Regions from separate parts of the Homo sapiens genome. Here region 1 is linked to region 2. A link is an interaction called in ENCODE POLR2A ChIA-PET data of the cell type or tissue named here. Cell type or tissue: OCI-LY7. All regions are shown on one strand.

Region 1 (8,000 bases), 390 kb before region 2:
CCTTGAACTGTTTGTTTCCTCTGTTCCCTCCTTTCATATCCATTGCCCGCGTGGTTGCTGGATGATCTTTGTTTTGGTAGGTGTCCTGCAAGATGGTGCCAGGGATTCTTGCCTTTTGATATTCATACGCTTGTACAATCCCCTCCCCATGACGTGAGTGTGGGCTGGATGTAGTGTAACACTTCTAATAAATAGAATATGGGGCTGAGCGCAGTGACTCATGCCTGTAATCCTAACACTTTGGGAGGCCGAGGTGGGTGAATTGCCTGAGCTCAGGAGTTCAAGACCAGCCTGGGCAACATGGCAAAACCCCATCTCTACTAAAAATACAAAAGATTAGCCAGAGGTAGTGGTGCACACCTGTAATCCCAGCTACTCCGGAGGCTGAGGCATGAGAATCACTTAAGCCCTGGAGGCAGAGGTTGCAGTGAGTTGAGATCGTGCCACTACACTCCAGCCTAGGCAATAGAGTGAGACCCTGTCTCAAAAAAAAAAAAAAAAAATAGGCTATGGCAAAAGTGATGGAATGCCGCTTCCAGTATTAGGTGATAAAAAGCTTCTGTCATGCATGTCTTTGCTTCCTTGTCCCTCTCTGAGAGAAGACAGCTATTATGCTGTGAGCTGTCCCATGGAAAGGCCCACCTGGCAAGGATCTGAAGAGAAATCTCCAGCCAACAGCCATCAGGGAGATCTGCTGATGACCAGTGCATGAGCTTAGAAGCGGATTCTCCCAGCCAGGCATGGTGGCGCATGCCTGTAGCCCCAGCTACTTGAGAGGCTGAGCTGGGAGGATCACTTGAGCCTGGGAGGTCAAAGCTGCAGTGAGCCAAGATTATACCACTGCACTTCAGCCTGGGTGACAGAGTGAGACCCTGCCTCAAAAAAGATTCTCCCAACTTGAGCTATCACATGAGACCATAGTCCTGGCCAACACCTGATTGCAACCTGCGAGAGACTGTGAGATAATATTTGTCGTTTCAAGGTGCTGAGTTCTGGGGAAAATTGTTATGCAAATATAGATAACTAATACATGACCCAGGCTCCATTTCAAACTGTGAACTCTAAACCCTCTAATGACCCGAATTAACTTGTATATACACACTAGTGGTTCAGAGAGAGACTAAGTCAATCTAAAAGTACTAATATGAAAAGACCTTTAAAACATTGAATTTTTTTTTTTTTTTTTTTTGGATATAGAGTTTCGCTCTTGTTGCCCAGGCTGGAGTGCAATGGCACAATCTCCGCTCACCGCAACCTCCGCCTCCCAGATTGAAGCAATTCTCCTGCCTCAGCCTCCCGAGTAGCTGGGATTACAGGCAAGCGCCACCACGCCTAGCTAATTTTGTATTTTTAATAGAGACGGGGTTTCTCCATGTTAGTCAGGCTGGTCTCAAACTCCCAACCTCAGGTGATCCACCCACCTTGGCCTCCCAAAGTGCTGGGATTACAGGCTGAGCCACTGCGCCCGGCCAAGACATTGAATTTTTTTTTCTCTTGAGACAGGGTCTCTCTCTGTTGCCCAGGCTGGAATGTAGTGGCACAATCTTGGCTCAAGGCAGCCTCGACGTCCAGGGCTCAAGCGATCTTCCCACCTGAGCCTACTAAATAGCTGAGACTACAGGCACATACCACCATACCTGACTAATTTTGTTTTTTTTGTTTTTTTTCAAAGACGGAGTCTTGCTCTGTCGCCCAGGCTGGAGTGCAGTGGTGTGATCTCAGCTCACTGCAACCTCTGCCTCCTGAGTTCTAGCAATTCTCCAGCCTCAGCCTCCCAAGTAGCTGGGACTACAGGCACACGCTGCCACATCTGGCTAATTTTTTGTATTTTAATAGAGACAAGGTTTTACCACGTTGCCCAGGCTGGTCTCGAACTCCTGAGCTCAGGCAATCCACCCGCCTCGGCCTCCCAAAGTGCTAGGATTACAGGCGTGAGCCACCCCACCTGGCAATTTTATTTTTTTTTAGAGACAAGGTCTCACTATGTTGCCCAGGCTGGTCTTAAACTCCTGTACTCAAGCAATCCTCCCGCTTCAGCCTCCCAAAGTGCTGAGATTACAGGTGTGAGCCACTGTACCTGGCCCACTGGATCTTTAAACAAGATTCAGAACAATATTCACTCCAGGATATCATCCATGTAAAATAAAATACAACTTAACACATTACATGTCTTCTGTAGCTACACATAAATGTATATAAATGCATTTAAATAAATCTGGAGGTAAACATATCACCTGATAGCTAGTGATTTCCTGGGGGTGCTTAAGAAGGAATTAGCTTTTGTCCACAGTTTTTAAAAATTTTATATGAAGAATATATTTGGCCAGGTACAGTGGTTCTTTCCTGTTACCCTAGCACTTTGGGAGGCTGAAGGCGGGAGGATGACTTATCCAAGACCAGCCTGGGCAACATAGCAAGACCCTGTCTTTATGCAGAAAAAAAAAAAGTATCTGGGCATGGTAGCATGTGCCTGTAGTCCTAGCTACTCTGGAGGCTGAGGAGGGAGGATTGCTTGACTCTGAGAGGTCCAGGCTATGGTGAGCCATGATCACACCACTGTACTCTAGCCTGGGTGACAGAGTCAGACACTGTCTCTTAAAAAAAAAAAAGGAGGCCCGGTGCGGTGGCTCACACCTGTAATCCCAACAGTTTGGGAGGTCGAGGCAGGCAGATCATGAGGTCAGAGTTCAAGACCAGCCTCACCAACATAGTGAAACCTCATCTCTACTAAAAATACAAAAATTAGCTGGGTGTGGTGGCACGCACCTGTAGTCCCAGATACTTGGGAGGCTGAGGCGGAAGAATCACTTGAACCTGGAGGCAGAGGTTGTGGTGAGCCAGTATCCTGCCACTGCACTCCAGCCTGGGCAACAGAGCAAGACTCCATCAAAAAAAAAAAAAAAAGGAACTATTATTTATTAGGAAGCGTTTTTTTGTTTGTTTGTTTGTTTTTTGACAGGGTCTTGCTCTGTCACCCATGCTGGACTGCAATGGCACGATTTCAGCTCACTGCAACCAACCTCTGCCTTCCATGCTCAAGCAATCCTCCTCAGCCTCCCGAGTAGCTGAGACTACAGGCGTGCACAACCACACTCGGCTAATTAAAAAAAAAAAATTTTTTTTTTGAGAGACTAGGTCTCACTGTATTGCCCAGGCTGATCTCAAACTTCTGGGCTCAAACAATCTTCCTGCCTCAGCCTCCCAAAGTGCTTAGACAGTAAAGCTTTTTATAATAAAACCAAAATAACTCAGAACCATATCAAACAGAAAGTAAAAGTCCATGTTAGCCCCATCTCTCCAATTAATAATTATTAACAATTTGTTTTATATTCTTCCATACCTTTTTTCTAAATCTAATAGATAAAAAGGATCCTATTTTATTTACCATTTTTTAACTTGGTGTTTTTTGTTTGTTTGTTTGAGACCGAGTCTTGCTTTGTTGCCCAGGCTGGAGAGCAGTGGCGTGATCTCGGCTCACTGCAGCCTACACCTCCTGGATTCAAGTGATTCTCCTGCCTCAGCCTCCCGGGTAGCTGGGATTACAGGCATGCGCCACCATGCCCAGCTAATTTTTGTATTTTTAGTAGAGACAGGGTTTTCCCATGTTGGCCAGGCTAGTCTCAAACTCCTGACCTCAAGTGATCCGCCTGCCTCAGCCTCCCAGAATGCTAGGATTGCAGGCGTGAGCCATCGCACCTGACCTAACCTGTTTTTTTTCTATTAGTAATATATTGTGGACATATTTTCATAATCATTCATAGTGAGCTACTAATTTTTTCTGCCTAGTTGCATGTCATTCCATTGTATACATGTGTTGTAATTAGTCCAACTGTTAAAATATAAGCTCCATGAAAACAGGGCTTTTTCAGATTTATTTGCTGCTCTATCCTTAGGGGCTAGAACAGTGCTTGATGCTTAATAGGCACCCAACAAATGGGAATTAATTAATTAGTCAACTACTGATAGACAACTGGTTTGATTGTACCCCAGTACATTACTATTTTCACACTACCATAATTATTTCCTTGAGATAAATTCCTAAAGATGAAACTGCTGAGTCAAAAGGGATGCATATTTTAAAATGTTGCAACGTGTTGCCAAACTCCTCTGTATTTAGCTTGTACTATATTATATTCCCGCCCATCTGTCGATGAAAGCACCTCTGTTCCCCACGGCCTCGCCAGTATAAGTATCATTCATCTCTGATGTAAGTTGTGATAGGATAGTCAACTGTCTGTAAATGTTGTACGGGGGAATTGGAGAGTGGCTATTTTGTGAAACTGGGCAGAATGCACACAGTCTACCAGATCTACTTGAGTAATTAATGTAAACAAAGAATGCATCAGTCAAGGGAAGGAAAGAGAAGACATGTTCAAATTAGGTCATGAAAGGAGGACTTGTTTGATTTTTTTTTTTTTAAAGGCAGGGTCTTGCTCTGTTGCTCAGGCTGGAGTGCAGTGGTGTGATCTCAGCTCACCGCAGCCTCAACCTCTCAAGGTCAAGCGATACTCTCACCTCGCCTCCCAAGTAGCTGGGACTACAGGCGTGCACCACCACGCCCAGCTTTTTTTTTTTTTTTTTCAGTAGAGATGGGGTTTTGCCATATGGTCCAGGCTGGTCTCAAACTCCTGGACTCAAGCGGTCTGCCTGCCTCGGCCTCCCTAAGTGCTGGGATGACAGGCATGAGCTACCACACGCAGCTGAAGGAAGATTGAATAGAGGAACTCTACAAACGGAGGGCAGAAAACCGCAAGGATCCACAGGACTAATTAGGCTGGCTTCTGTTACCACCCCTATGCCTGAAAGGCCAAGGGGAAGAATGACCACTGTACCCTAGAGACTGAGAAGCCTATAGAGAGAGGGCCACCGAGGTGGGAAATGTGACTTTAAGGCAGCCAGCACGCAGAATGACCGCAGAGAAGCAGCCAGAGAATAAATGCCCCAAGCCCCGTCTCCTCCCTTCCTCAATCATCTTCTGGGGCTCCCTATTGGTCAAAACCAATGGGAAGCCAGAAGACAAGGGAGCCCATCGAACAGTGTATACACTTAGCCTCCCAAGACACAAGGCGTACACCAAGTGTTCGATAAATGCATCATTGAATTTAACCCTCACAATAATCCTTCAAGATAGTTGTTTACATTCTAATGGAAAACTGAGGCTCAGAGAGATTCATTAACTTGTCCAAGGTCACCAGCTAGTTTTGGAGGCTCCAATGCCCTGGGCTCATATGTGCTATGAAGCTTGGAACTGAGAGCAAGGAGACCCCATGACGAGCACAAACTCTTATCAGATACTGGAAGCCCCCAAAACAGCTCTAGTGGCAGGAAAAGGCTCTCCTGCAGTTTTTTGGGTTTTGGTGTTTTTTTGTTGTTGTTACTATTGTTGTTTTTGAGACAAGTTCTCACTCTATCACTCACTGGAGTGCAGTGGCACAATCATAGTTTACTTCAGCCTCAACCTCCTGGGCTCAAGCAATCCTCCCACCTCAGCCTCCCAAGTAGGTGGGACTACAGGCATACACCACCATGCCCAGCAATTTTTTAAATTATTTTGTAGAGACGGAGTCTTGCTATGTTGCCCAGGCTGGTTTTAAACACCTGTGCTCAAGCGATCCTCCCACTTGGCCTCCCAAAGTGCTTGGATTACAGGCATGAGCCACCGTGCCCAGCCCCTATCCTGCAGTTTTTATGACATGTGAGATGGTAGCTCAGGCAAGGCTCAGCAGACAAGCCACAGCTGTGTTCATCACCAACATCAGCCACCCTCTTCCCCATGGGAGGTGGTAGAGTGCCGTGCTAACAGCCCAGATTCTGGAGGTAAACTGCCCGAGTTCAAGTCCTGTTTCTGCCACCGACTAGCTGTGCAACCTTGGGCAATTTCCTTAGCTCTTCTCGCTGTCCTCAGTTTCCTCATCTGTAAAGTAAGGACAACCACAGGCCTCAGGACTTAATGAGGTAAAATAAGGAGAGTGCCCTGCACCTAGTGAGCCCTAGCAGGTATAAAGGTATTATAGGCATCGACACTAACTCACAGTGAACTGTTGCTTCCCAGTCTCTCTTCCCCTTCAAAGGTACTGATGTGTGAGCTCTCCCTAATTAGACTCTGCACCCTAAAGCCAGGAGTGTCTTGTCCAAGCCTCAGTGAGCTTCTTAACAGAGTAGTAGTAAATAGTTTAGTCTTTGTGAATCAAACATCTTTGTCACCACTATTCAACTCTGCCATTGTAGTGCAAAAGCACCCATGACAATCCTTAATGAATGGGTGTGACTGTATGTCAATAAAACTTTATTTATATGGCTGGGCACAATGGCTTATGCCTGTAATCCATTTGGGAGACTGAGGTGGGAGGATTGCTTGAGCCCAGGAGTTTGAGACCAGCCTGGGCAACACAATGAGACCTCAACTCTACAAAAAAATAAAATAAACAAGATTAGCTAGGTGTGGTGGTGGCACGTGGGGTCCCAGCTACTTGGGGGGCTGAGGTGGGAGGATCACTTGGCCCCCAGGAGGTAGACGCTGCAGTGAGCTGAGATCGAGCCACCGCATTCCAGCCTGGGCAACAGAGCGAGGCCCTGTCTTAAAACAAAAACATAACACAATTTTATTTATAGATGCTGAAATTTGAATTTTACCTAATTTTTACATGTCACAAAATAGTATTCTTCTTTGGATTCTTTTTCAGTGTTTTAAAATGTAGGGCTGGGCACAGCAGCTCACACCTGTAATCCCAGTGCTTTGGGAAACCAAGATGGGAGGATCACTTGAGGCCAGGAGTGCAAGACCAACCTGGGCAATAGAGTGAGACCCCATCTCTACAAAAAATTTAAAAATCGGCTGAGTGAAGTGACAGTTGTCTTTAGTCCCACTTACTCAGGAGGCTGAGGTGGGAGGATAACCAGAGCCCAAGAGTTCGAGGTTACCGTGAGCTGTGATCACATTACTGCACTCCAGCCTGGGCAACAGAGCGAGACTGTGTCTCTAATAAAAATAAAAACTAAAACCATTTTTAGTTCAAGGCCCACACAAAAGCAGCCGGTGTCAGGCAGGACAGACCCTCTAACAATGCACATGAAACTTCACTTTCTTCTAAACTCACTCTGAGTCAGGCCTGGGAAGCCCTTTTAGAGATAAAAGCTACCCTGGTCCCTACGGAATCCAGCTTCTGACACTTGCCTCCATGCTCTTGGGAACTTCAGCCCCTCTGGCCTTCTTGCAGTTCTTCCAAGAGGCCAAATCCTTCCAAACTCAGGGCTTCCAGAGGGGTCTCTCTCTCTCTCTGAACTGGAAGCACCTGCCCATCCACAGGCTGTGTGATCCTAGAATTGCGTTTGTCTTCTTTTCTATGATACTTCCGGGGCCCGACATAGTGCTTAGCTTAGAGTAAGTGCTCAAAAAATGTACAGGAAATTTAACCTCACAACAATCTTTCAAGGTAGTGGCGTATACACCGGTAGGGAAACTGAGGCTCAGAAAGACTAATTAACTTACCCAAGGTCATATTGTATTCTTTTTTGGCAGAAAGGGGAGAGACAAGACCTTACTCTCTGTGGCCCAGGTTGGAGTACAGTGGCACCATCTTGGCTCACTGCAACCTCCGCCTCCCAGGCTCAAGTGATCCTACCACCTCAGCCTCCCAAGTAGCTGGGATTACAGGCACGCACCACAATGCCCGGTGAATTTTGTTTATTTTTTAGTAGAGATGAAGTCTCACTTTATTGCCCAAGCTGGTCTCAAACTCCTGGACTCAAGCGATCTGCCTGCCTTGGCCTCCCAAAGTGCTGGGATTCTGGGTGTGAACCACCGTGCGCAGCCACATTGTATTATTCAGCACAATGATCTATTGCCCAAGCACTCTGAAAATGTCTTAAATTCTGGTGCCACTACCAACTATCTGGTGCCCTTGGGCGAGTCACTCCATCTCTCTGTGCCTCGGTTTGCTCATCAGTAAAATGGGTATGATAGTAATAACTAGGTTTTCTCTGTTGAGTTGTCATGAGGA
Region 2 (8,000 bases):
TTTCTGAAGATCTTTTTTTTTTTTTTACATTTGCTGTCTGGTACTCATTTGGAGGCCCGGAGTCCAGCAGAGTTCCTTTCCATGTTTTCTGCAGTCCTTCAGCGGGGTCTGCACACCTGATGGCCTGGAATTGGGCTGGCCCTCGGCAATCCTGCCCACCCTGTGGGCAAGTAAGTTTGCTCACAGACTTCAGTAGGCCCCGTGTACCTGAGCTTCAATGGGGTGGGGTTCTCCCCCAGCCATGTCAGCTGTGTCTGCTCCTCCCTGCTCTCTCTTCCCTCTCTTCTCCCTGCCCTGAGTGCCCTTGTAATATCCAGTCTCCGGGTTTCCAACTCATCTAGTAGGTCTCAGAAGCCATCACCAGTTTCAGGATCTCTTTCTGGTACCCTGGGTTTGTGTTCAGGGCCCCTCCTGTCATGTCTGTAATGCTCAACAATTTAATGAGCTTCTCTGTGCCTAGGTTTCTAATCTTTAAAATGGGTATAATAGTAGTATCAGTCTCATAGTTGTCTTGAGGATTAGGTGGGTTAATATTTGTAAAGCATGTATCAGGTAGGTTAAGGACAGGGTACCTGAAGTAATACTGCCGAGATTCAGAGCAGAGCCAGGAAACCTTGGGCAAGTCACTTCTCTGTGCCACATCTTATCCACATCTCTGTAACATGAGGATGATAATATAGAGTTATTGTAAACTTTTAGGCAACTATTTCTTGCAAAGCACCTGGAACAGTGGCAGGCTCTTATTGATAAGGGCTCAATAAACGTGAGCCGTGGTGATGGTGACAACCTGGGGGGACCCTGCACTTCCCTGTGGGGTCGCCATTGTGCTGGAGTCTAATGGCTTATTTTCCTCGATAGTTCTCAAGTGCTGTCAGAGCAGGGGATGGTCATCAGTATCCTGACTTCTCTTTTGCTTGAGCTCCTGGATGGTATCTGGTGTTTGTAGTTTGTAGATTTCATTTTCATCAAAGCTAATTGTTCCTTCTACTTTAGAAGTCTGAGCAATATGCCTTCAGTGGCCAACTGGAAACTTGTGTTTTAAAACTTCATTGGACTATCTATTTATTGCTGTGATGAAATTATGTCACAAAAACCCATGTACTCATCGTGGAACACGGAAGCATGATGGGTACCACCCGAATGGAGGGGATGCAGTGTGGATGGGAACCTCTGGCCTCCCTGAATGTGTTGACTTCAGGACTCGCTGCCGGTCCTGCAGCCGATCCTGCAATGCTTGCTTTGTTGCTTTAGGAACGCTCATTTCTGCCTTTCTGTTGTAATTGATGCCAATAGCTGCCAGTCCTAAAACACATCCTGCAGTGCTTGCTTTCTTGGTTTAGGAATGCTCATTTCTGCCTTTCTGTTGTAATTGATGCCAATAGCTGCCAGTCCTAAAACACATCCTGCAGTGCTTGCTTTCTTGCTTTAGGAACGCTCATTTCTGCCTTTCTGCTGTAATTGAAGCCAATAGCTGCCAGTCCTGCAATGCATCCTGCAGTGCTTGCTTTCTTGCTTTAGGAATGCTCATTTCTGCCTTTCTGTTGTAATTGATGCCAATAGCTGCCAGTCCTAAAACGCATCCTGCAGTGCTTGCTTTCTTGCTTTAGGAACGCTCATTTCTGCCTTTCTGTTGTAATTGATGCCAATAGCTGCCAGTCCTAAAACGCATCCTGCAGTGCTTGCTTTCTTGCTTTAGGAACGCTCATTTCTGCCTTTCTGTTGTAATTGATGCCAATAGCTGCCGGTCCTGCAACCGATCCTGCAGTGCTTGCTTTCTTGCTTCAGGAACGCTCATTTCTGCCTTTCTGTTGTAATTGATGCCAATAACTTGTAGTTTGCTGCCATATCTGAAGCTCTGATGCTTCCTACGTATCTCTGAGGTCACTACAAAGATTTTGAAGTCCCTCATTCTCTGATATTAAGAATTTCATACTGGCTTCAGTCTCCTTTATCTCACCGTTAGGGAACTCTTCCCCTTTTCTGTGCCATTTATGAGCACACTTGAGATGTGGCCACATTGCTGCCCACTTGCTCCAAGGAACAGCTTAAGCCAGAGTCAAGGCCACCAAACCAGGAAGACATCCCTATTGTTCATAGAAGTCATCTGGTTGGCTCCAAGTAAAACATCCAGCGCAGTTGGATCTGACTTTAGTCTGGAGGTCCTGTCTCTAAAACAAAGGAGAGAAACTCGCAATGAGATGCTTCTAGGCAGCGCCTGCTCAGAGGCCCACCCAGGGTAGGGCACTGCCGGGAAACGCAGAGGCCTGGCCTAGAGCCTCATTAGGGCTGGTCTTCGGTGACAGCCCTAATAACAGGGCAGGCCTCTGTTCTTCCCTACACCTTCCTCATCTCTGGGTTGGCCTCGTCTCCCTCTGCATTAGTGATTTTCCCCAGCGCCATGCGTGGCTCCTGCCAGCCTGATGCTGGCCACCAGGACACCGGCTCCAAAACAGCCACCCCCAAATGCCTTTTCCTGAGTGTGCATGAGTGCGTGTGTCAGGGAGAATGCTCATACCCTTCAGTTTTTTACCAAGTGGTAACATACAGTACCTATGTATCCTGCAGCTTGTGGTTTTCACACAATTGCTTTTTTAAATGCAGGTAAAAATTATACAGTGAAACACATTCATCTTGAGTACAAATCAGTGGGTTATGACAAATGTCTGCATCTGTGCCTAAGCAGTACCCTGAGGAGGACACTGAACGTTTCCATCATCCAAAAAGTTCCCCATGCTGTTTGCCATTCGCCCTCACCCTCCGGCCCCAGCAAGCCCTGTTGAGTCTCATCGGAGTTCCTTCCTCCACCAAGGGATAGAAACTCACCTGATTGCTGCATGCAGACACTGACACTCCCGACCCCTCATTCGTCACAATTGATGCCTTACTCCTGCCTGATTGCTGTCTTCCTGCTCATAATTAAATTCCTTCCCCCCGCTATATAATGCCTCCGGCTTTAGTCAGCTGGAGAGAGGGATTTGAGACTGATCTCCTGTTCTCTTGGGCTGATGTCAACCATAATATAATAAAGTTTTCTTCCCCGGCATTACTTTTCTTAATGATTGGCTTTCTGTGCAGAACCTATACTGAACCTATACTGAACCCCTGGCATTTCGGTAACAGATTTTGGTCCACTAATCAGGAATGGGTTGCCTCTGGCTGGTGGCCACAGATGGGGAGAGTCTCAGAGGCCCTCCTAAGCAGCTGCCTGACCTTTTTTTGGCCAAAGGTGGATTTCTGTCTGTCTCTCTTTGTCCCCACTGCTGCTGACTCTAACTGTGTTCCTGATTTGTCTAGGAAGAGCAGCCTTTGAAATGTGACATATGCATCTGACCGGTGTCTTTTGTGGGTACCAGATGGCAGGATCTGCTTCTCTCAATTTGGGTGGGGAATTGTGAAGGAATTTGCATTTGCAGGTTGAACAAGCCCAGCTGACTGTGAGAGGAAAGCACCTCAACTGTTTTGGCTTGGATGGTCTTGGGGGCTTGTTAGTCGCTACTGTGGTTAGATTGTATTTTCATAATTATTTATGTGTGTGTGTGTGGATATAGTCACAAGAAATCAGAATTTGATCTTAGAATGTAGCCCACCTGGGTGCATTCTTTAGAATTAGTCTGAATATAGTTATGAGCCAATGGAACAAAGGAAAATAATATTATTTTGTAACACTGTTTGGCTCCAGTGTTCTTTGAAGTCAGGGGAGGCGGGACTCTCCAAGGGTCTTTGAATTGTACTGCTTGCTGTCTTATAATTGCGTTCATTTTTCTGTTGGATGGGAAGGCAGGATGGAGTTCCATGTATCCAGGCTTTTCTGCTGCTGTCCTAAGCAAGGTTGGGCCTGGCTGCTTGTGATGTTCTTCAGTGGTACTGTTTGGCCCCAATATTCTTTAAAGTCTGAGGAGGTTTTGCCTTTAAAAATCAAACTGCCATGGAAAGTGATTTACCCAAAATTTTGGTTCACAGCCTTCACTGGATTACCTATTGGGGCAAACAAAGTTTAGCCATGTGAACATGTTCATAAACCAGTGAGTTTGCATTGCTATCTAATGGCTAGAATTCCAGGGTAAATGCTGTTGGATCTTTGTATTTGTGTATATGTCTCTGGATGTTCTGTATCATTTTCACAGGGTACCGAATTGTCTTATAAATAAAAAAGAGTGTGCATAAATTAGGTAAATAAGTCCAGTCATTTTCCAAGTTCATGTGACTTAAGTAAATCTTTAATAAGCTGACTTTAACATTATTGGTAAAATAGAAATGTCTTCGGACTTGTCAGCCTACCTTTTTGTCTGGGTGTTATATTTGCTAGATGTGTTAAGGTGTCAGAGTTTGACAGAAAAGGTTATAAGACTATAAACCCAGCCAAGAAGAAAATAATCTTAGTGTGTGTGTGTGTTTTTGATAAATAAGACTAATGTTGTCGTTTAATAAAAACAGCTGAATTTTCTGAGTTATTGGCAAATATACCCATGTGTTTTAATTTTAAAGTTCTTAATTAGGTGAACACCTGATATTCATTGGTTATAAAAATGATTATCAAGGAAGCAATGACTGGCTTTGTCTAATATCTCAGTTCTCATAGTTAATGTAGAGAAATGGCTAAAAATGCATAAAATAGGAATGGGGTAAATGTATGTGAACTTTTTCTGTAATTTAAAAATCTTGAGGTTTTGGCGCTCATTAGATGTCTGAGTCATTTTAAATTAAGAAAGGGTTATGATATGGGGAAAGATTTTTTAAAAAACTATGGAAGGTTGTCATCTAAAATGCTAATATCTGGTAAACAGTTCAGGATTTCTTGCTTCCTAGGTTTTTCATTAAAATGTAAGGTTACTAATAATTCTAGTTAATATGTAATTCCGTATATAAAATGTGTCACAGAAGTTATATCTTTACTGAGAAGAAGAATAATATCTAACTCAGAAGTTATCTAAAAGTTGATTCAAATTACGGAGTTGGGGCCAGGCACAGTGGCTCATGCCTGTAATCCCAGCATTTTGGGTGGCCGTGGCGGGGGGATCACCTGAAGTCAGGAGTTTGAGACCAGTCTGGCCAACATAGCGAAACCCCATCTCTACTAAAAATACAAAAATTAGTCGGGCGTGGTGTTGAGAGCCTGTAAGCCCGGCTACTTGGGAGGCTGAGGCAGGAGAATCACTTGAACCCAGGAGGCAGAGGTTGCAGTGAGCCGAGATCGCGCCACTGCACTCCAGCCTGGGCAACAAGGTTATCTAAATGGGCTTCCCATAAGGAGAAGCAATTACACTGCAGAAAGTCTTTCTTTGCCTTTTGGTAACTGGCCTAACGAACAGATTTACGTTTTATTGATAATTCTTATGTCATCATTAGTTTTTATATTGCTTAAAAATAAATCTAACAGAATTAAGGTTTTTACATCCATGTAACTTTCTATATTGCTTCTAAAGTCCTTCTGCCGTTAAGTTACAGGGCTTTGACTCCTGAGTCTGAAAAAGGCACAGATTCCTGCTAAATCTTGAACACTGACGCCAGTCAAAGCCTCATCTTCAGACCTGGGAGAAGGTGACAATCGAAATGAAATGCTTTCATGAGACGCAGGGCCAGTAATTACAAGTATTCAATCCCCCTAGGCCCAGGGACTATCGCGGAAGAGGTGGGCGTGTGAGATTGTAAGGGCCAACTTTGAGGGATAAAATTAGAGTTTTTTTGTAAACATTAATATCAAAGGCACACTGAGGCCAGGCAAGCGTCTGGCCCCTGTGTCGGAATAACAATTTTCCTGGACCACTGATCTACTCTTTAATAGAAGATTGTAAAAGGTTATACAAGGCGTATGGAAATCTTACTTCGTGGTCAAACTGATTAAAATTAGATTTGTTTATAAGGTTTTATTAGCTTTAACATTAATAATACCCCTAAAACATTAATAAGAGATCAAAGATTTTTGTTTACCTTTTAAGTAAACTACAGGAAAAAAAAAGGAGAGAGACAGACATTTAGTTGGTTTCCTGCTGTCTTCATTGGATCTTACAGTTGGGGAAACTGAGTCTCCTTCATATCAATGAGTAAAGGTCTTTGGTGTTTTGGTTTTTTGTTTTTTTGGAAATCTTTGAATTATCGTTTTGGCTAAATGAATAACTATTTTATAATGAACCGTGATCCTATTTTGTGGCATCAAATGTTTTAAACTTTTGATATTCGACTGATGAACTTCCCAACATCAAGATTTCAACTTCTGGCCGGCTACAGTGGCTCATGTCTATAATCCCAGCACTTTGGGAGGCTGAGACCAGGCAGGCAGATCATTTGAGTTCAGGAATTTGAGATTAGCCTGGCTAAAATGGTGAAACTCCACCTCTACTAAAACTACAAAAATTAGCCAGGTGTGGTGGTGTGTGCCTGTAATCCCAGCTACTAGAGAATCACTTGAACCTGAGAGGCGGAGGTTGCAGTGAGCTGAGATTGCACCACTGCTCTCCAGCCTGGGTGACAGAGCAAAACTCTGTCTAAAACAAACAAACAAAAAAATCAAGTTGTAAATTCAGTCTCTTTGACCTTAAGCTAACTTAAAAAAAGGCTGGCCATGGTGGCTCACACCTGTAATTCTAGCACTTTGGGAGGCCAAGGTGGGTGGATCACTTGAGGTCAGAAGTTTGAGACCAGCCTGGCCAACAAGGTGAAACCCCGTCTCTACTAAGAATACAAAAATTAGCCGGAAATCACTTGAACCCAGGAGGTGGTGGTTGCAGTGAGCTGAGATTGTGCCACTGCACTCCAGCAACAGAGCGAGACTGTCTCAAAAAAAAGAAAAATTAATGGTGGATGCAGTGGCTCACACCTGTAATTCCAGCACTTTGATAGGATGAGGTGGGCAGATCACTTGAGCTCAGGAGTTTGAGACCAGTCTGGACAACATAGTGAGACCTCGTCTCTACAAAAAAAAAAAAAAAAAAAAAACCAACCAAACAAAAAACCCAACAACAAAAAACATGAAAATCTGGGCAGGGTGGCATGTGCCTGTAGTGCCAGCCACTCTGGAGACTGAGATGGGAGGATTGCTTGAGCCCAGGAGATCAAGGCTGCAGTGAGCTGTGCTGTGATTGCACCACAGCACTCCAGCCTGGGCTACAGAGTTTTGGAGACCCTGTCTCCAATAACAACAACAAACAAAAAATAATATATATTTTTAAAAGATATTAGGTCCTCTGGCCGGGCGCGGTGGCTCCTGTAATCCCAGCACTTTGGGAGGCCAAGGCGGGTGGATCACAAGGTCAGGAGATCGAGACCATCCTGGCTAACACAGTGAAACCCCGTCTCTACTAAAAAAATACAAAAAATTAGCTGGGTGTGGTCACGGGCGCCTGTAGTCCCAGCTACTCGGGAGGCTGAGGCGGGAGAATGGTGTGAACCCGGGAGGTGGAGTTTGCAGTGAGCCTCCAGCCTGGGCGACAGAGCGAGACTCTGTCTCAAAAAAAAAAAAAAAGATATGCGGTCCCCTGAAGTCCAAAAGAGACATATTAGGCTTATTTGGTATGTTAAAATTACACAGGAAGCATTGTCAAATATGAAATGGTGTTTAACCTTCTTTGGGTTATATTTATATAAATGTGTTATTGATGTGTGCCAAAATTACATGGCACTCCTAAAATCCTGATATGTCTTAGTATATGCCATTAGTAATATGTGTATTATGTTAAATTGTTGTATGCCACAGAAATAACCAGATTTCCTTGACAATTGTATATTTAATGTGTCTTTGACTAGAATGTCTTAAAAATTTTATCATCTACAATTATTGTTTTATTGGATTCTTCTCAAAAAGCGGCTTACAGTCAACTACAGTCCAAAATTTGCTCCTTGGAAGACTCCTGAATGCAGGTTTCTGATGATGTCAGAAAGACTGTGCTGTTGGATTAGACAGAAAACTTCTAGGACTCTAATTAAAAGGCTGATGTGGTCATAAAGATTGCTAACCCAGTATGAAGCAAAACAAGAGTTAATTGCATGGACTGAGCTAATAGAGG

What was found. Peaks named below come from ENCODE experiments on the same cell type or tissue, not always from the same donor. Only the 100,000 strongest peaks of a DNase experiment are listed, where the experiment ranks them.
Region 1: POLR2A ChIA-PET joins it to region 2 with 18 read pairs; 2 of 35 experiments call an interaction of 5 or more read pairs at or near these places.

Annotation. Positions count from the first base shown.
Region 1 is chr16:24,677,826-24,685,825 of GRCh38, forward strand. It overlaps a transcript of TNRC6A not described here. Among named protein-coding and RNA genes, the nearest start is that of LINC01567, 11 kb to the left of the region's middle. RefSeq lists an enhancer at 5,929-6,519. In OCI-LY7, no CTCF peak of the experiment used is centred here; no DNase peak of the experiment used is centred here.
Region 2 is chr16:25,070,646-25,078,645 of GRCh38, forward strand. It overlaps the pseudogene LOC100421169. Among named protein-coding and RNA genes, the nearest start is that of LINC02175, 7.8 kb to the left of the region's middle. In OCI-LY7, no CTCF peak of the experiment used is centred here; a DNase peak (open chromatin) is centred at 3,396; H3K4me3 peaks cover 1,264 bases; H3K27ac peaks cover 1,888 bases.